3 separate regions of the Homo sapiens genome follow, and regions 1 and 3 are each linked to region 2. A link is a loop called in an ENCODE intact Hi-C map of the cell type or tissue named here. Cell type or tissue: MCF 10A. All regions are shown on one strand. Links, peaks and the distances in the headings refer to the core of each region. The heading gives the core; the rest is flanking DNA.

Evidence for each region. Peaks named below come from ENCODE experiments on the same cell type or tissue, not always from the same donor. Only the 100,000 strongest peaks of a DNase experiment are listed, where the experiment ranks them.
Region 1: a loop joins it to region 2, with 25 times the contacts of the local background. A loop is called at or near these places in 7 of 110 quality-filtered maps.
Region 3: a loop joins it to region 2, with 4 times the contacts of the local background. A loop is called at or near these places in 3 of 110 quality-filtered maps.

The regions. Positions count from the first base shown.
Region 1 is chr20:40,468,316-40,475,338 of GRCh38, forward strand. No RefSeq gene overlaps it. Among named protein-coding and RNA genes, the nearest start is that of MAFB, 220 kb to the right of the region's middle. In MCF 10A, for the core only: no CTCF peak of the experiment used is centred there; a DNase peak (open chromatin) is centred at 3,146.
Region 2 is chr20:40,262,739-40,269,761 of GRCh38, forward strand. No RefSeq gene overlaps it. Among named protein-coding and RNA genes, the nearest start is that of LINC01370, 260 kb to the left of the region's middle. RefSeq lists enhancers at 1-274, 6,079-6,610, 6,611-7,023. In MCF 10A, for the core only: a CTCF peak has its summit at 3,596 (motif pointing right); a DNase peak (open chromatin) is centred at 3,593.
Region 3 is chr20:40,503,017-40,510,039 of GRCh38, forward strand. No RefSeq gene overlaps it. Among named protein-coding and RNA genes, the nearest start is that of MAFB, 180 kb to the right of the region's middle. RefSeq lists enhancers at 3,147-3,658, 3,659-4,170. In MCF 10A, for the core only: no CTCF peak of the experiment used is centred there; a DNase peak (open chromatin) is centred at 3,735.

The sequences.
Region 1 (7,023 bases), core at 1,081-6,080, 210 kb after region 2:
CTGGCCCATTATGTGAGTGTGTGTATGTGAGTGTGTGCGTGTGGTGTATGTAGTGTGTGGAGTGCATGTGGAGTGCATGTGTGGATTGTGTGTTTACACATGTGTACTTTTTGTTTAATGTCTGACTTCGCCTCTATATGGTGAGCCCCAGGACAGTAGGGACCTTGCCTGACTAGCCCACCAGAGTGTCCCCAGTACCAAAAATGACACTGATACAGTATGGATATTTGTCCCCTCCAAATCTCATGTTGCAATATGATTCCCAGTGTTGGAGGCAGGGCCTGGTGGGAGGTGTCTGGGTCATGGCCTCGGATCCCTCATGAAGAGCTTGGTGCCTTCCTGGAGATTATGAGTGAGTTCTTGCTCTATGAGTGTTCATGAGAACTGATTTTTGAAAGAGCCAGGCACCTCTCTCTCCTCTCTCACCACGTAACACCTGCTCCTTTTCACCTTCCACCATGAGTGGAAGCTCCCTGAAGCCCTCACCAGAAGTAGATGCCGATACCAGGCTCCTGGTACAGCATGTAGAACTATGAGCCAAATAAATCTGCTTTCTTCATAAATTACTCAGCCTCAGGTATTCCTTTATAGCAACGCAAGCAATCTAAGACAGGCACCTTGGCATATGCAAGGTGCTCAACAAATATTTGAGAAATAAACAAGCAAACAACAAATGGGTAGTGAATGAAATTAAACTGTATGGTACTTGGCACATACTAGTCACAAAATGTACTTATAAAATTTATTTTATTAGACTCTGAATGCCAGGTGACTTATGATAAATGAGTTCACATAAAATGAACAAATTTTTGACCTATCCTAAACAAAACACAAGAGCCCGTATGCGGAAGGGGAATAGAAGTATTCCAATAACTTCTTTTTGAGAAGAGTTATAACAATTGAGTATAAATTTAAGTTATGAGCTTCTTATTAGCAAAAGCAAGGAGGTAAACCAGATGAGATGTCACAATTCTATTAGATGCAGAAAGCAGTATACTATCACCCAATGCTAATATCTTATCAGATACCTTGGGTGAACAGGAAGGTATTATGGCTCCACTTGGCCTCAGCAGATCTGCTTGAAAGAAATGACACAGCATTTAAATTTTGTTCCATGTGGTCGACTCAGTCCACTTTCTCTTCTTTCTCTACATGCAAGCCTATATAACTAGTTCCCTTTAGGAGGAAAATGCCTGGCTTCCATAGTTTTCCCTTCTACAGCAGAGGTGCTGAATAGGATGAGCTATGTGCCCATTTCCTAGGTTGACCAGACACCTTCTGAGACTGCTGTGAGATTTCCTGGCAGGGATCAGTTCACAAATGTAGCATGCCTCTTCAAGAGTGAGAAGACTTTGAGGGAGATATACCTGAGAGCACTCAATAATTGAAAGGCAAGAAACACCACAACCAGAGCAGCCTCCCAAAGGCAGGGACAATCTGTCCTTGGAAACAGCAAACTTACTCAAATTAGAAGCCTCCGTGCGGGTGTGTATGAATGTTGATTCAACCCTTGTTAAGCACTGACCCTCGGAGGTAGCTACAAGCCAGAGTGTCAGCTGCCCAGAAGCTGGAAAGAGGTCAGAACAAATGTTCCAATGATGTGATGCTGTCCTGCCCCTAGAAGGTGCCCCGGTGCAGTGGGAGGACCTTTGGAGCCCACCAAGCCTGGATTCAAATCTGCCCCCTAACTTGTTAGCCAATTGACCTTGAACCCTTCCTTGCACATTGTTCCCTTCATCTGCAGAAGGTGATTGACACCATTGCCCTGTGCAGCCTATCAGCTACAAATACAGGTCTGGGGTCAGGCTGCTTGGGTTTGACTCCTAGCTTACCGATGGGGTGTCCTTGGGCAAGCACCTTGTGTTCTTTCTTTTATTTTCTCATCTATAAAATGGGTATAGACATACCTACATCCTGTGACTATGGTAAGGACCATATGTACTAAACCATGTAAAGCCTTTAACCCACTGATGATGGAGGTTGCAAATTTTTTCTGTGAAAAATTGGACCTTGGCGATGACCTTGAGGAGTAGGATATAAATAACTCCCACAAGCTTAGTGTTCCAATAACGGAATACTAGGTATACATGGGTTAAGACAGTGCTCTTAAGGATAAGATGTTACTTGTTTTGATTCTCCAAAATTTGGGGCTTGGTGTGAGGCCAAAAACATGTGAGTAGTTGGCACAGTGCCAACACTTAGTGTTTGCATCTCTTTCTTGCGGAAAGCCAGATTCAGTCCAAGCCCTGCTTGGGGGTGAGAGTAAGGTCCCTTCTGCAAACCCAAAAAGGGGTCCCAGGGACAGTTGGATGAGGAATTCCAGGCCAAAGCTTTTCCTTGGATGTGGCAGTAAGAACAGAGTGCACTGGGAACGGGCTGGCCAGCGCCTGCCCCCCTGGGAGTCACAGGAACAGAAATAGGAAGCCCGGGCTGGTATTTACAGTAACTCTTCAGCCCCTGACCACATTGTCTTGTCTGTGGTGCATTTATTTTGGGGACAAGTACTGAAGTCATTGCTGCCCGAAAGTGCTCCAGGCGGGCCCGCCTGTCTCTGCTTTCCCAGGAGAGCCCTGAGGTGAGGGAACCAGACCCACAGGCAGGCCTGGAGGTGCCCTGAGTCTGGAAGGCTGACCGCAGGCCCGGCTCAGGCCCCTGCCAGAGAACAGGCCCAGGCTCCCCAAGAGACTTTGAGAGGTGCCCCCAGCAGGAAGCTCAGAGGAGGACGAGGCGGAGGGAGGGATGTCCCGCCCCACCCACCCACACCCTCATCTCACTTTCCTTTTCCTTCAAGGGCTGCCTTGGCCTGCCTTCCTGGCTGCGAGTGCTCCTCTCTCTCCATTTCTTATAATTCAGCAGGGAAAAGGGGAAGTGGATTCTTCAAAGCCTCTTCCTGGCCTTGATGAGCAAATGCATGGTCCCAGGCCCGGGTTCTGGCCTAGGCAGGCCTCCATTAGCCGTAGCCTGCCTGAATGACAGGCAATCCTAAAATGCCTTCGTTCCTGATACCTTTGCTTAGCAGAAGCATTGAGCTTCCCTGGAGGCAGGCCTAAGGCTCCACCTGTGAACGGAGGCTTGATTTCTTCAAGACTGTCCTATCTGGGAGGTTGCTCTGGCCAGAGCCTTAGGAGCTACAGTGCATGTTGTAGACTATGAGGCTGGCTCCCCCTAGAGTTGTCCAGAGCACAACCAAATATTGTGTGCTCACCTCTAGAGCTTCATGAAGCAGAATTTTATAACCACTAGACCTGATTATCACTTTGCAGGCTTGGAGAGCTGACACTCCTCTATCAGGTTAGCATTTAGCGAGTACTTCACTTACCCTAAGGTGTGAGTTCATAGTGGCTTAATCCACTAACATTCCTTAGGGGTGTTTGTGTATTCACTGGACACAAAAACTGTTTAATGCCCAGGTTTAAAGGGCATAGCTGGAGAATGCTAGGCATTGTCTAAGACAAGAAAGAGATGCTGAGGTCCAGGAGACTCCCTTGTGTCTAACAGTTTATTCGAGAATAGCAAATGCCCGCCTGTCTGTGACCAGTGTTTTCTTGGAGCCAAGAATTATGCCTCTTGGGCATTTTGACCACCCCAGAAGATATATGCCATTTTTACTGAATAGAGGAGAGGAAGAAAACTCAGATTTATCCCCTACCCACTATTAGCCAGAAGTTATGCTAGCACTGTGACAAATGTCATTTCATTTATTTTCACAACTACCCTTCTGGGCTGTTATTATCACCTCCTGGAAACAAGTAATGTGAGGCTGAAGGGAACTAAGCATATTGCCTTAAGTGACAGAGCAAATAAGAGGCAAACTTGTGATTTGAACCCATGTCTGTGTACACCCAGAGTCAGTCCTCCCCTCCCTCCTGCCGCCATCAGATGGAATCCCATCTGTGTTCTGGGTATCAGCGTCCTCTGAGGAGTTCACTAAAATGTGCATTCCAGTTGAAATCTGAATTTCTAGGAGTCAGTCCCAGAAATTTCTATGTAATTCCTCCCTGCCCTCAACAAGGGATTCTGGTACAGAACCTGGTTTGTAAACTAACGTTTTGGAAGTTAGGTTGACGTTTGATAGTAGAAATAATCTCACTAGCCTAGGGAATTCCCACATCTTTGTTCATGCAAAGGAGGATGTCTTTTGTCTTCCATCCTTGAAGGCCCAATTCTAATTTAACCTTCTCCAGGAAGCCTTCTTGGACTGTTTATCCAGCATGTGGTATCTCCTCTGTTTCCTACAATTATCTCCTTGTGCCTCTCTAATGCACTAACCACTGCATGCCTTGGACAGGCTATCTGCATGCTTTTACCTTTCCTAGACTTGAAACTCCTCCTGGACAAACCTGGCTTTCTCATATTAGTTTTCATCCATTCACACTCATTATCATGGAGGATGCCAGAAACCTGGACAGAGCCCTAGATGTAAATCAAAAAGCAAGCATTGAAATGAGTTATGTTGGATAGAATGATCAAGGAACTTTATTAGAAACCTATATCTAGATGGCAAACCTGCAGATTCCTCAAAATCCTCAGCTGCTTCTGGCTAATTTGACTTTTATCACCCAAATCCCTCTACCAGAAATAATCTCTCTCTCCAATATATCCACCTGGTGAACTTCTCTTGACACTTTTCAATCGTCATCTCCTTGCAAAATCATTCCCACTCAGAGCAGCATTTACTACACCTGCTTCTGGGAAAGCTCTGCTATGCTAGGACCCACCAGAGGATATCCTATACTTTATTGTATGCCTTTCCCTCTGGGCTGCAAGCCTCTGCAGGACAGAATTAGGCCTTACTCATCCATCTTATTCATTCCTAGGGCCTTAGTGTTTGGACAGGCACATATTAGTAGCTCATGAGAAGAATGAATAAATGAATGAATGAGTGAATGAATGGAAAAATAACAGTAGCAAGTCTGGGTAACATCTCAACAGATGGGTCAGTTTTTCTCTCTAGAGTCAGTGTTTCTACAAGAACATAAACAAAGGGCAGCCAGCTCGCTACCAAGACCCGGCTCCACAGATTTTCCTGAGAGTCATCAGGTAGCCCTGGGTGAAAGAAGAAAGTCCCTAAGATCAGCTCCCTCTCTACCTGCCAGAGGTGTTCCCAATACCTAAGACAAAGCCAGGGACATGATAGATCGTTCAACCTTACCTCCTCCCACAAGGTCTCTCTTTCATAGTGTTTGCCTACTGGAGAAATTTCTCGAAGTGGATCCTGGAGTGTCACAAGAGCCCTTCACAAAGCCATTCCTACAACAAAACGTGGCCTGGCATGGAGCTCTCCCTCCTTGCTTCTTGTCCCAGAGTCTACGGGCATCAGAAAGTGATATGCAGGGAGATCCCAGGGGCTTCATCAGCACGTTCAGAGCCAAGTCACAGGGGTCAATGTTTTTCCCCATTTCTGCTCATAATCAGTAACAAATGCAGCCATGACTCTGAACTTGCTTTTCTAGTACTTTTTAAAAAGACCTTTAGCCACATAATTTTTATTAGCTCTTTCTTATGTTTTTGTCATTTAACAATAAGAAAATTCCCACAAATTGAAGCCAGACATGTTTACATGGGCTATCAAAAGCCACTATACTTTTATCAGGTTCATCTTTATTTATTCAGTGTCCTTAGCTCACTAGTCATGGGTTTTCAGTGTCTCCTTGTTGTTTTGAAAGCCAGAAGATGCTGGCATATGGTACAAGTTGATTCTCCACTATGCCCATATGCCTAAAACCCCTAGAAAGTTCTTTGTTAGGGAGAGTAGGAGAGACATGTGAAATGAAAATCTCTGTTCCATTTGCATGTATTCAATTGAATGTGCCATCCTGTACATATAATTAAGCCCTGATATATATCATAATTATGAAACTGGCACAATTTTGTATCTCATTAAAGTGGCGTGATTAGAACAATAGAATGTACGCCGTACACCTCCCTCCTTTCAGGTATAAACCAGGCCAGGTTTCTATGGTGTCTTGGAGCCTTTTACATAATCCGTCTATCACAGAGAGGACATGGGCTCCTGGAAACCACTTCTGATGTACAGTCACTGACACCTACTCAAGCTGGGACCATGCCCACCTACTTGGTGCTCAGACTCAGACTCAACCATTCCTCTCCATCCCAGGCTCAGTGAGGAGAAAAATCAATATTCCTAAGTGGGAAAAGACCCAATAAGTTGCTGAAAAAGTTACTTCCATTTATATGTTTGCTTTTAAGTGGTCCTCTTTGGGGCAGTTAAATGGCAAAGTGGCCGGAGCACAGAAGAGGTGGCAGCCAGCCCAGCTCCCCTCTCACTACCTTGCAACCCCAGAAAAGCAAATAACCTCTCCAAACCTTGCTTCCCTGTTTATTAGTATTTATTTATTTGATTTTCTTAAGTTTGCCCTTTGTGGTAAGAAATCACCTCAGGGCACAGGCACAAGAGAGTAACAATTCATTAAACTACATACAACTGAGCTGAGATGGCTGACAGCCTCGAAGTAAGAGACAGCCAGACAAGCCTTTTTTAAAGCTTTGGCCCCCTAACTTGCCAGAACTACCGTAGGAGTCCAAGAACGCAGCAAGGAAGCACTCACTAGATAGGGAGAGAGGCTCCAGCTCCCAGAGATCTTGGGAGGCGTTAGCAGCAGTGCCCAGGCAGGCTGACCATGCTCTAGGAGCAAAGCTCATCTCAAAAATGTGGAAGGTTGGCCGGGTGCGGCGGCTCACGCCTGTGATCCCAGCACTTTGGGAGGCCAAGGCAGGCGGATCATGAGGTCAGGAGATCGAGACCATCCTGGCTAACACGGTGAAACCCCATCTCTACTAAAAATACAAAAAAAAATAGCCGGGCATGGTGGCAGTTGCCTGTACTCCCAGCTACTCAGGAGGCTGAGGCAGGAGAATGGCGTGAACCCAGGAGGCAGAGCTTGCAGTGAGCAAGATCGCGCCACCGCACTCCAGCCTGGGTGACAGAGCGAGACTCCGTCTCAAAAAAAAAAAAAAGTGTGGAAGGTTCTCCTTAGCTTTAAAGGCAGTGTGGGAGCTACT
Region 2 (7,023 bases), core at 853-5,852:
ATTAAAACAGATATTGGGGCATTTTCACAGTGATGGAGAGACAAAGGCAGATAAACACATCCCTTTGTGTCATTACATCCCATCCTCTCCTCCTACCCCCCAAAGACAGAGCAATTAGGCTGAGTTTCCAGGGATTGCCTGGCCTGTGTAGGTGCTGCGCACCCTCCATCCAGTGACCCAGTACAAATGCCGTCTCTCGCAGCTTCACAGACCGCTGCTGCTGACTTAGGCCTCGGCTCTGACTCTGGTTCCCTTCCTCCTGCCTTTCAGTCAGATTTTCCCATTTCCGAAGTCAACAGCTTCCCCAAAGCAATGGGACACAGGACGTCATAACTCAGACGCCAAACAGCAGGAGCCAGGAGGGAGGGAAGAAAGGAACACAATGGAAATGGGTCTGCAGAGGCTGCGCAGAAGGAGGACTGGAGTGGGAGTCTAGGGGAGATTAAAGCAAGTGCGTGACGCTGAGCATTGTTGGGCACAAAAGCCACTGTGTTTGGTGTCCAGTTGATATCTCATGTTTAAAGTCCGGGGTGTATGCACAGAAGGTGGGATTTAGAATCTGGACAATCAGACTAGGGGGTTGGAGGAGCTAAAACCAGCCCCTTCCTGGACAGAGATGGTCCAGAGGTGGGCAGAGGCAGGCTCCAAGAGGACACTGGAGTGCTGCCCAGTAAACTGAGGCCTAAGCACTTGTGAATGAATGGAGCCCAGAAAAAAGGTAGCAGATGGGGGAGGGGAGCAGTTTCAGGCTGCACACCAATGCCTCGATGCAAAAGACACCAAGGACCTGGCAGCAGACTCCTTTCTCTTTCCACAACCTGGTGGGCCTGTGAGGTTGCTCAGGTTACCTTGTATCTAGTAGCAGCCAGGTCTCAGCTGGAAGAAGCCACAAGTGAGGAGGCAGGGCCTCAGAGAAGAGCAGGGGCCAGTCATTCGAGGCACCCAAAGATGTCCTGGAAGGGAGCTGGAGGATCTTTCTAGAACTCCCAATTCAATGTGTTGAGGTGTCTCAGTCCTGTTTCACAGGACTTTTAAACTAATATGGCAGACTTTTGGCTGATTGTAACTGAGTACTTTAAATTATGTAGATGACTATATTTTTTTTCACTTAAAAGGTCAGTTCTTATATAACTTGCCTCATTCTTTTCAAAAAATATTTTCATATACCCACTAAATAGAATATATAGAAATGTATGCATAAAGCATATATACACACACAAAGAAAGACAATCTTCATATAGAAAAAATATAATACGCATTCTTAAGTGTACTCAGCACCCAGATCCAGAAATAGAACATACCAGCACCCTAGAAGTCCTGATCATACTTAACTCTTAATTTAAAAAAAATTATCTCAGCAACTGCCAACCCCAAGAAATACCTTTCCAATTTAGGTTGAAAACAAATAAGGAACTGCAATACAGTACGTGGGTTTTCACTCTGTGGCACACTTTCCATACAGATCTATTCTGCAAAGGGAATTACACCTCATCTCCAGCTCACCCAAGAAAGCCCATGGAGATTCACGCTGATTACACAAAACGGATCCATAGCATTAGCAGTGGCTGTTCTGCTCCATGGTCGTTCAGAAGTCAGCCCTGCGTCTGACTGAATGGCCTGAGTCCTTTAGTATAATTACTGTCGTGTACATCTTCCTTCCAAGCTCTGCAGCAGCAGCCAGCGTGGAAGGGGAGATTTCCACAACCAGCACTTATTTCTGTCCATGCAGTTTCCAGTGGAATACTTAGCAGCATTTCCTCCACAGGGCAGGGCACCTTGGAATTACTGTCTGCTTCCAGGGAGTTTTGAGCTCAGAGTCTCTGCTGGGGATTGGGATGGGACAGGGAGGGTGTACAAACATTCCTCTGAAGTAGTGCACAAGATTTTCAGCATTTTTCGAGGGAGCGTCTCAAAGTTACACAACATCCCCACACCCTGCCCTTCCCCCTAAAAGGTTAAGAACCTCTTTACTTGACTATGAGTTATCTGAGGGCAGAGGCATTGATTAATCTTCTTCAACCTGTATCCACAGTGAGATTTTTTTTTCTGTATTACCAGCCATCAGCCTGTGTAACTGAAAAAAGCTAGGAATTTGGGGTCAGACACACTGTCATCCTCCGTGTAACTGAGTAAATTTTTAAACTCTCTGAGCCCTCATTTTTTTCATCAGTAGAGTAACTATAATAATGCCCACTACACTGTAACATTATATATGTCTGCCAGAGTGCTTGGCTCATTAAAGAATTTCTGCAAAGTCCAGCTATCCTATCTCCCTACCTCTCTGATAAATCCAGAGCAAGCTGAGATGGGAAGAAAGGTTGAGCTCACAGTTATCCGGATGTTTCAGACTCACAACCAATATGAAATTGAGGCTGGCCACGGGATGGCAACTCCACTCAGCATAGCCACGGAGTAGCAGTGAGAGCACTGTGTCCCTTGATGTTCAGCCCATAACTCTTCAAAAGGCCCCTTCTTGGTAGCCCTGATCAGTTCTGGTGTGCAGTCTGTCAAGTTCTGGATTGCCATTTTAGCACGGCACCCATGTTTTGAGAGCAGGAGCTTGGTCTGATTCCACCACTGCACAAGGCTAGGCACACTGCAGGTGTTGGATAAATGCCAGCTGAATTTACAGATTTTAATAATGAAGTCTACGGCTCAATTTAACTAGAAATTATAAGTAAAATAGCATGTTAAACCCTATATAGTTCTTTCGGGCCCCCAGAGGAAAGGACAGGTAGCTTTCAACAGACTATCAAATGGAGAGAAATGTTAATCTATTCCTTAATAATCTCCTTATGTCTTTATATGCAAAAAACTCCCCAATAGGTGTGTGTTTCAGGGGAATCATCAGACCCTCCTGCTCAACGCCTATTGACTTACAGGTGCTAAATACCCAGTAAGTTGCTCTCTGTTCTACTTAACAACCACCTAATTCATCCACTGTTCCAGACTTGGAAAGAGATGATTCTTGTCCTGAGGTTTTCTCCAACAGAAAGGGAAGAAAGTACATCAGTTAATAATTCTTAGTATTTGATTTAGAGTTTCAAGTCTATAACCATCAAGATAGCAATTCTAAGAGGCAAAAAGGCAAAAAAAAGTAGTCTGTATTGAAAGCAATTATAATGGCCACAATAATATCAATAACATCTACCGTGGATGAACGCATTTGAAATGCAGAGTAAAGGACTAATCATGAATCATCTCATTGTATTTTCTCAAGAAGGAAGTAAAATAAGCATGACTTTATTTCCACTTCTCAAATGTGGAAACTTGATGGAGAGAGGTCAAGTGACTTGGCCAAGGACACAGTTACAAAGTCAAAAGTCCAGCCTAGATCTACCTGATTCTACAGCCTCTGCTGAGAACTGAAACCAAAGTCAGGCACCTTGTCATACATCAATATCATTAATGGTGCCAGGAGTAGACTCCATTATTCTGAATTCCTAAATCCAAATTTTACACATTGAGAGGATCTGTAGATTTGCTTCTACAGCTGTATAGATTATCCAATTCTGATTTTTAAGTCAAATCACACAATGGCTGGGCAGGCTTCCCCAAACCCTGGCAAAGTTTTCATTGCCCACAAGATGGCGTTGAGGGGTGAATGAAAAACCTCCAGGCATGGATGTCCTATGTGCACCATTCCATCAGAACATAAATGCACTGGCATTTTCCAGCAAGATCTGTTAACAGTTTTGGACCAAGGAAGGAGAAGGGGCCTCGTTAGATCTATCACTATCCAGTCATGTACCACGTCCTGCATTAACGCTTTGCATCTGTGACTCCAAAACAAAGTCTCAGAAACTCCCTGGTAGGTGTGGCAAGTACGTGACAATATGCTAAACTAAACTCAATTGGTTTAACCTCCAGTTCCTTAGGAGTCCTGGGCATACCTTCCTTACTTGAAATTACACGTAACCTTGGTTGGCACACAGTAGGTGCCCAATCCGCTGAAGAATTGATGAATGATGTTTCATTCAATACCTTGAATGCTGGCCTTCTCTGGATAAGGATTGGCTAAATTTTACATCCAGAGGTTAATGAAGCTGTCATTGAGAGTTGAGGTTCTGAGGAAGAAAGACTAAGGTCTGCTGGAAAGACACCTGGACCGTGAGAAGCCCAGGTGTGCAACTCTAGTTCTGAGCCTTAGAACCTTTGAACAAATCACTGAGTCTCAAGGTCCTCATCTTTAAAATATTCATGTTTGCCCTGCATAGTTTCTATTGAAATAATCAAATATGCTAAGGAATGAAAATTGCTGTACAGAAAAATGTCACTATTCCAAATGTAAAATTCTATACTCAGGAAGGGAGCAGTTATTGCCTTTTAGTAGGTGACACTAAAGTTGGTCATGCATTAAGAATCTGGAGTCAGAGCTGAATCTCAGCGACACCATTTACTAGTAGTGTGACCTTAGGTAAATAATGTAACTCTATGACCCACAGTTTCTACCTCTATAAAATGGGGGTAAGAATAGTATAAGCTTCTTGGAGATTAGGACAGAGGTAAAAATAAAGTATTTATCAAAATGCCTAGCACATAGTTACCATCAAAATGGTACTAATCATAATATTAATATTATGTGTACAACTTTTAATTTATGTATATCATGAGTTATGATATTTTAAACATAGCTCTTACTGACTCCCATGAGCCAATTGCATGCATGTCTTTTCAACTTTGTGTTCAGCAGCAATCACATTGGCAGCTTGAAAATGGCTGTAGTAGGAGTTATTTACACTACTACTATAGTTGTGTAGTATAATTGATAAATGCTACAAATCAGAATTGTTGTTTATTGTTGTTTTCATTTTCTTCCAGAGAATCAATTTATCAGTATCAACCAGGCGTGGTGGCTCCTGCCTGTAATCCCAGCGCTTTGGGAGGCCGGGGCAGGTGGATCACTTGAGGTCAGGAGTTTGAGACCAGCCTGGCCAACATGGCAAAACCCCGTCTCTACTAAAAATACAAAAATTAGCCGAGCGTAGTGGCGCATGCCTGTAATCCCAGCTACTTGGGAGGCTGAGGCAAAAGAATCACTGGAACCCAGGAGGCAGAGGTTGCAGCGAGCTGAGGTGGCACCACTGCACTCCAGCCTGGGCGACAGAGAGAGACTCCATCTAAAAAAAAAAAAAAAAAAAATTACCAGTATCCTTTTGGTTATGCATATTGAATGTGTCTTAGTTTAGGTCTCCTAGAAGCATTTCCTAAGCTGAGATTCATATGTAATTGAGCTATTGAAGGAGTGCCCCCAAATAAAACTTGCAAGTGTGTGAGGGAAGCCTTATAGGGCAGAGGAAGAAACCGGGCAAAGGTGAGGGTGCAGCTGAAGTCTAGTCTCAGCCTCATTCCACAGGCAGCTCTGGAGCCTGCGTGGAACCACAGAGTTCCCACCTTGAGGCAAGGGTGCCAAACTTTTCTGCCCTTGTGTTAGTTGGCCATTGGCTACTGACAGACTTCTGGAGAGAATGCAGCTTCCCAGGCCATTCTGGGTGGCACAGCTCCTGATAGCAAGTAATTCTCTGAAGGGTCCAGCTGTGAGTCAAGAACATCTAGCACTGATGAGACATGGATGCACCAGCCCAGCAAAGGGCAGCTGAGCAGGGCACCAACAGCACCTACTACAGTATGGAAACAGATTGTCATACTAGACATTTGAACTAGAATAGATTTGGGAAGTCACCTCTCCTATGTGTGTAATCCAATACAGAAGAGTTGCTTATTCAATCAGCAAATATTTATTTAGTGTAAACTACATTCCTAGTAATGGGATTGGTACTGGAGATGCAGGGCTGAATGCAATCAGATGTGGAGTCCCGGCACTGGAGGAGTTTACATTCCAGCTATGGAGACAGACATTAACCAAATGCTCCCACAAATAAACACACATTTACAACTGTGATGGTTACTGTGAAAGGGACAGGAAACATAGTACTCTTCTGTCAAGACAAGGGTTTGATAGACAGGGAGGCCCCAGAGAGCTTCCCTAAAAAAGTGACATCTGAACTGAGATCTGAAACATGAACTCACTAGGTGTGGGAGTAGGATGAACTAGAAGTGGGAGGAGCTGACAGTAGACAGGTAAGTGAACCTTCCCTTGGACTCATCTCCAGGACAAGCTTGCGTATGGAGATTTGTCCCTGAGGCCCAAGGAGTGGGATGGCTCCTGGAGACCACGGGGGTGGGGAAATGAGGAAGCAAGGAGAGTTATCTTTACTCTTCTGAGAACAGTACTTAGAAGGCAGGCCAACCCTTTTCTATTTCTACTAATATTCTAGAATTCTCTATTTTGAAAACAAGACTATTTTTATCCTCTGTCAGTCCTCTGAGCCCAAGCCAAGCCATCGCATCCCCTGTGACTTCCAGGTATATGACCAGATGGCCTGAAGTAACTAAAGAATCACAAAAGAAGTGAATATGCCCTGCCCCACCTTAACTGATGACATTCCACCACAAAAGAAGTGTAAATGGCCGGTCCTTGCCTTAAGTGATGACATTATCTTGTGAAAGTCCTTTTCCTGGCTCATCCTGGCTCAAAAACACCCCCACTGAGCACCTTGTGACCCCCACTCCTGCCCGCCAGAGAACAAACCCCCTTTGACTGTAATTTTCCTTTACCTACCCAAATCCTATAAAATGTCCCCACCCTTATCTCCCTTCGCTGACTCTCTTTTCGGACTCAGCCCACCTGCACCCAGATGAAATAAACAGCCACGTTGCTCACACAAAGCCTGTTTGGTGGTCTCTTCACACGGACGTGCATGAAATTTGGTGCCGTGACTGGGATCGGGGGACCTCCCTTGGGAGATCAATCCCCTGTCCTGCTCTTTGCTCTGTGAAAAAGATCCACCTATGACCTCAGGTCCTCAGACCGACCAGCCCAAGAAACATCTCACCAATTTCAAATCCGGTAAGCGGCCTCTTTTTACTCTCTTCTCCAGCTTCCCTCACTATCCCTCAACCTCTTTCTCCTTTCAATCTTGGTGCCACACTTCAATCTCTCCCTTCTCTTAATTTCAATTC
Region 3 (7,023 bases), core at 1,358-6,357, 240 kb after region 2:
GGCAGGGGTGGGAGTGTGCAAAAAAAGACAAAGGCTGGGAAAAAGCTATTCGGAGTTAGGGAGACTGAAAGAGTCAGGAAGGGGAAGAAAATAAAAGAGACAGAGACAAACATGGCCAGACTCGAAGTAAGTCAATCAGACACCAAGATACGGATGGGGACAAAAATGATCAACTAAGGAGGGAAAGAGGGAGAGCAAGAGAGCAGGGACAGACAGAAAGAGAGGAGTGAAAGGAGACAGGGAAGCATGTTTCTAGCACGCTGGACCACACCAGTTCCTCCCTGCCTGCACTCTGCTCAGCTGTTCCCTCTGCCTGGAAGGCTCTTCCCCCAGATTCTTGCATAGCTGGCTTTTCCTCCCCTTTCCAGCCTTTGCTGAACTGACACTACCTCAAAAAGTTCCCCAGTAGCCACCCCAATGGAAGGAAGGTCTGCCCTGCTCATCCCTACCCATTGTTCTGCATCAGAAAAGAACACCCCACTGATTTCTTTTATAGAACTCATGTAAATATGTTATTTTCTTGGCTTTTTATTATTCACTTGGGGCCACCATGGTCCTGGCATATCCCCATGATCTAGAACAGTGTCTGTGTCTGACATAGAGCAGGTGGTGCTTCATAACTGAAGAACAGATGAGTGAATGAACAAATGAACAATAGTAAAGGTAAAATCATTACTGAGCCAAAGCACTTCTCTTTGCCTACTCAGGTTACTCAGGTTGTAATAGTGCGATTTGGTGGCAGGGTTGGGTGTTGACTGGCAGTGCACGCCTGTTCTCAGCAGCTGGGCAAAGGCGGGGCTATCTGTGATGGAAGCATAGGACAGGAGCCTGCATCTGTGGATGGAGCTAAAGAAGATTCTGGGGAGACTGTGGGGTGGCTGGAGAGCTGGGAATTTTCTACCTGCAGAGGCCCCTCTGCAGTTCCTTTCAGACATGAATGGTTCCATCCATGATATTGCCTTGTCTAAAGTTGAAAATGACCCTGTAGGCCAAAGTGCATGATTCCCACATATATTTCTTGGGCAGCCAAATTTCCTAACTTAACTAACGAGGTTCCCACCAGCCTCATTAGGCCTAAGATGGCTTCCCCATCATGAAAGCTCTTTGTTTCTATGAAAAGAGCTCTTAGGAGCCATTGAGCGAGATCAGCTCCTGCTGATCAATGCTGAAGAGCACTCATGGGGAACCTTCCAGTCAAGATCAGAGTGCTTTGGCCTCCCAAAAATCCCTAGTAAAGGCCATTTGGCTTTCTGAAGCCAGACAAAAGGCAATTATATGCATTTCTATCTTTGGAAAATGTATTTGAGGAATCAGTGGTGAGGCCTGAATGCAGGAGATGCAGAGAGTCTGGACTGCCTGGTGAAAAGGATGCTGGCCATGAAATCCCAAAGTCAGGGGACCTCTTCAGGTCACTTACAGGGTGACTCAGTCCAAATAGCACTGGAGGCGATCCACAGCCTGCCACCCATCTCAACCCTTTCATTTCGCCTCTGACCTTTCTCTTCTTGCCCATATTTGTTCTTGCATAAATTTAACATAGTTACATTCATAAATTCCAGTTAATATTCTGCTTTCTAGGTAATGTATAATAAACATCTTGTATGTTTCCATGAGATCTTTGTCATCAACACTGCTGATGATTACATTGGTGCACCATGATTTCATTTACCACACCCTTGTAAATGGGCCTTTGAGAATTATCTAGGGTTTTGCTGTTCTAGATATTGATGTAACACACATCTTTTGCTTATAGCTAGTCCTTTCCTCAAGATCATTTTCACACCTTGAATATCAGGGTGTGACAATATGTTCTCATATTGTCCCAAAAGCTTGTAAGAATTTGGATGGTCACAAGCAGTGCATGCATGATTTTCATTCCAACCTCACCAGCATTGGTCATTAATAACATTTTTTTCTTAAATGATTAACGTAAATCATTTTAATCTCCTTGGTTAGAACTAAGAATTAACATTTTTGAAAATGTTTGTTTAATTTTTACATAATTTCATATGTGAATTTTTGTTTAGAGATTTGCTCAGCCCATCCCATTCCTATCTGCATCTGTAAATTTAGGGTGTAAGTCACCATCCATGGCCACCTCTGAAGAATAAAGAATGATATATTCAGGGGGTAAAGTTATAAACTGTGGGCAGTACTCAAAGCTTCAAATCAAGTCCTTGCAATGGAGTAGGGGCAGCCTCATTAACAAGGACAGCCACACTTTCCCCAGTCAAGTCTTGATATACCACAGGACTAAGCCAGTGGGTCATAATATTTATGCACTCTGTGCCTCAGGCACTGTGCTAAGCACTTTACATATATATTTCACTTAATCTTTACAAGGTCACTGAGATGTAGACATTAGAATTTCCATTTTACAGATGGAGCTGAAATAAGTAAAGTAATTGCCCCAACATCACCCAGCCTAGTGAAGATTCAAACCCAGATCTGTGGATCCATAAAGCTATGATGTAACCACTGCATTAGCTTCTGAATAAATAAAAAAAAAAATCAAAGGGGTTAAAAAATTGAAAAACATGATACTGTCTCTACCCTACATGTGATCACCAGTCTCCTGAATAGATAAGTAGGGAGAGCCACAAAGCCATGTGACCTATGTCATTACAGGTCTTTGAGGTCAGGAAGCCATGAGGACAGAGGTGAGAATCCCTCACTGAGGAGCTGAGGAAGGCTTCATGGAGAAGGCCATGTCCCATGGAGTACTGAAGCATGAATGAGAATTTGCCTCATGGACAAGAGTTGGGCTGAAGAGAGAAAGGAGGGCTGAGAGCCGGGTCTCGCCAAGAATGTGTGCCCGCAGGTTGGCAGGACTTACGAGTAACTACAGAAGGTAAGTTTTGGACTCGAATAGACCTGGTTTTGAATCCTGCTTCTTCTTGCTAGCTATGTGATTAGATAATCATTTCAGTCTCTGAGCCTCAGTTTGCCCATCTGCAAAACAGGCACGATTGTTTCACCAGTTGTTGTGGAGACTGAAGAGCATATGGCAGTGATGTGCTCAGGCTGGTACCTGGCAGAGAATCACTGTGCTGCCATCCCTAAGGACCTCCCACTTTTCTTGTGCCTCATCTTCTGCTTCTATAAGCAAACCTGAGAGCGTGTCCCATGAGAAGTGGCCTCCAAGGACACACAGCTGGGAGCACATATTTTCTGCCCAAAGGAAGCAACCAGAGTGCAGTGAAAATCACCTGGTCTTGGATTTAGCTACACTTGGTTTTGCACCCCATTTATACCACTTACTAGCTTGGACCTCAGAATGTGGACAAGTTACTTACCTCCATTGAGGCTCAGTTTTATCATCTGTGAAATGGGGACAGTCAGCCCTGTCTCACAGGTAATAGGACACATGGGCCCAGTATCCTGGACATAATATACATCAGTGTGCAATAGAAGGTCCCCAAAACCCCACCTCCTTATAATCAACACATGTGGGCACTGACTGCAATGGCCTACAAGAGATGTCCATGATTATGTTCATCTACAGCCCCCATCTAGGGACATCCCCAAAGGCCCCTGGGGCCCTTCAACCTTCAGGGTGCCCAGCCTGGCAGGGCCTATGAGCAGTAGCTGTGCCTCTGCCCCGGAGACCAACTTCTCCACATCCCCCCCCAGCTATTGCGGGAAGAGGCATGACTCATTCGAGGGAAGAGGGTTGGCACCTTCTCCCCCAGCCGCATGGGGCCAGCCAGCAGGCCTGTGGTTAAAGGACCTGCCTGGATTGCAAAACAAGCCAGTTTGCTGCATTCTGGGGTCACGTGATGCAGCCGGGCGCTGTGGATGGCCTTTTCTTCCCTCGCCCACTGACTCACTGCATGCTTGCTTGCAATCACATGGGCTCCCTGGGCCTCAGCTCCCCCAAGTGTTCTCGTTGCTGAGCTCATTTGGAGAAGAACTAAATTGGAAGGACTACTTCCTTTTTTCCCTTTTTTATTGCACCATGACTATATAAATATATTCTCATTATGAAAAAAGTGTAAAGACTATCAAATATAGAAATATAGAAATGGGAAACCACCCCTCAGGCCCTACCACATGGCCTCTGCAGTTGTAAATATGGTTAATATTTTCCTGAGTGTCTTCAAGGGCTCTGTCTTATTTTTTAATTAATGTTAGTTTACACAAGAAACTAACATTCCTCCTTTTAGAAATATTAGAATATTACTAAGAAGGCAGGAGTCCTCCTTGACGCTGTCATCTCCAATCCCATCCAGAGACAACCACTATTATCAGTTAAGTGTTTCTCCTTCAATCTCTATTCTTTGTGTGGTGTGTATAGATTACATATATGTACAGATTACATATAGAGAAACAGGAGTGCTGAGAGCCGGGTCTCGCTGAGAGTGTGTGCCCGCAGGTTGACAGGACTTACGAGTAACTACAGAAGGTAAGTTTTGGACTCAAATAGACCTGGTTTTGAATCCTGCTTCTTTTTGCTAGCTATGTGATTAAATAATCATTTCAGTCTCTGAGCCTCAGTCTCATACTCTCATAAGAAAGGCTAGGTGTGGGGGACATTTCTATACTTATTTTCCCAACTGTATGTATGTATGTTTGCATAACTTGTATGTATGTTTCCGTAACTTGTTTTTTCACACATCAGAATGTCTCAGAGATTTTCCACATTGTTACACAGAGGAGCCACAATTTCTTTTAATGGCTGCTTAGTATCTAATACTATAAATGTGCCATACCTTTTAATTGTTGTCAGGTAGTGACTTTAAAGTTGTCTCCATTTTTTTCTCTATTCACAAGCAATACTACGATGAATATTTTCCTATAATCCTTCTTTGCCCACATGCAGGTATTTTTTGAAGGTTGACACCAAGGAGTAGAATCTCTAAATCATAGCTGCACATGTTTGGGTTCAATAGATACCATTGCATGGCCCTCCCAAGAAAACAGTTCCTATTCTCTTCCTAAGTATCTACAAATATGCATCCGTGTGCACATGGGAATTCACTTTCCAAGAGTTCATGGTAAAATGGTCAAGAGGAAGACTGAGAAATACAAAGAATTTCTTCTCCCCAGGACTGAAAGTCCTGTTGAGGGACAGCATAGAGAGTAAGGAAGTGCCACAGAGCATTTAAACTAGATGGAAAGTATCCACCATTGACTACAAACTCACTATAGAGATGGAGAAATTGAGGCCTCTCAAAAGGAATTGACTTGCCGAGATTCAGCTCCCAGTCCCTTCTTGCCAGGCTTACTCTCAGCAGTTACAATGAAGCATACCCCCTTGTGTAGGAGCCAGAAGGATAGTTTCCAAATTCAAACATGATTATGTCCCCTCCTGTGCTTAAAATATTTCAGTAGCTAATTGTGCTCCAACTTCAAGACACCACCCAGACTTTTTTCACTGTTCTCCGGACAGACCCAGGATCTCTTCGGCCCAGGGCCTTTGCATATGCTTTTGGTGCTCTCTGGACTATTTCTTGCTCCTGCCTCTCCACACTCTCACATCTTGCTAACTCCTACTCATTCTTTTAAGAGGGAGTGTTCTTGCTATGTTTCCCAGGCTGGTCTCAAACTTCTGGCCTTAAGCGATCTTCCTGCCTCAGCCTCCCAAGTAGCTGGGATTAGAGGTGCAAGCCACTGTCCCCAGCCCCTACTCATTTTTGAGATCCCAGATGAAACATTCCCTCTGCAGGGAAGCCACCTTATCCTCCTTGAACAAACCAGAGCCCTCTCATTATGTCTCTTATCATCTCACACTTCTCCTTCAGAGCACTGTTCACAGGTTCCATTTACATTTATGTGTGGAATACAGCAAATTCTCACTTAACATCATCAATAGGCCCTCAGAAACTGTGACATTAAGCAAAATGACCTACTGCATGCCATAGGAACTTACTTCTTGTTTATATCAATTAGCTTATGGGAAAATGATTTTGTTATATAGCACATTCTTTGACTTAAAGTCACAGTTTCTGAGAACTTATCAACAATGTTAAATGAAGACTTATCATACTTAAAAAATATGTGACTCACCTTCTGAGTCTACAGGCTATATTTCTTTCTACTGGGTCCCCAGCCTTTAGCCCAGAGTAGATCTCAGTATTATCTTAATGGATGAATAAATGAAGGAGTAGCTTTACTCCTCTTCCCTTACCCTGTGACCTTGTGGTCTCACTCCTCACATCTCTCCCTGAGGCTTTCCCTTTGTCATCAGAGCTGAGGAGACAGCCTTGAAAAGTTCATACCTTCAGGAGACAAGGCGGCTGTCTGAAAGTCACTGGGGCTTCAGAATCAGCCATGCCTGATTTCAAAGCCCATTCAGCCACTTGGATTCTGACATGTCACTTTTGTCCACTGAGACTGTTTCCTCATCTGTAAAATGGAGCAGCAGCCCCTGTCTTGCAGGATTGTGTAAGGCATGAGCACAGGCCCTAGCCCAGTCAGCTACCTATTGTGGGTGTTCAATGCTGGAGGAAGCCCCAGAGACACCCCCTTCTCATCATCACCATACTGTGATCTGAAGCAGGTTTCCATGCTTATGATAATACAATGTTAACACTCCCCATGTATTCAGATCTTTGCCTTGAATCTAGGAGGTGAGTTCAGCTCTAGCATCTGATGGAACCAACCAGTAGCCACCAGATGCAGATGCTAAGGGCCAACATGGGATGAGAAATGGTATTTCCAGATCCCTGGAAGAAAAGTTGGTCATAAGAGGAGATGGAGGGGTATTTCCTGAGCTCCAGCTTCAGGAATCAGTAAGGGAGGCTGGGGGAACATTCTGCAGCCTTTGCAAGGGGCACATATGTAGTTTCAGAGCTGGGACCATGATCAAGAAGTCAGGAACACCCCAGAACTTCATACACTGCTCCTTTTGTTTCTTTCTTACCCATGGATGTGGACCTATGCCTTAAATCAGCATTGTTTCTGGACTTCATCATTTGTCAAGTATTCACTAATGCCAGGTCCCCGACAGGTACTAGAGATTCCCTGGTGGGCAAGGCAGACATGGCCCCTGCCCTCCCAAAGCTGCCAGGCCAGTGTCTT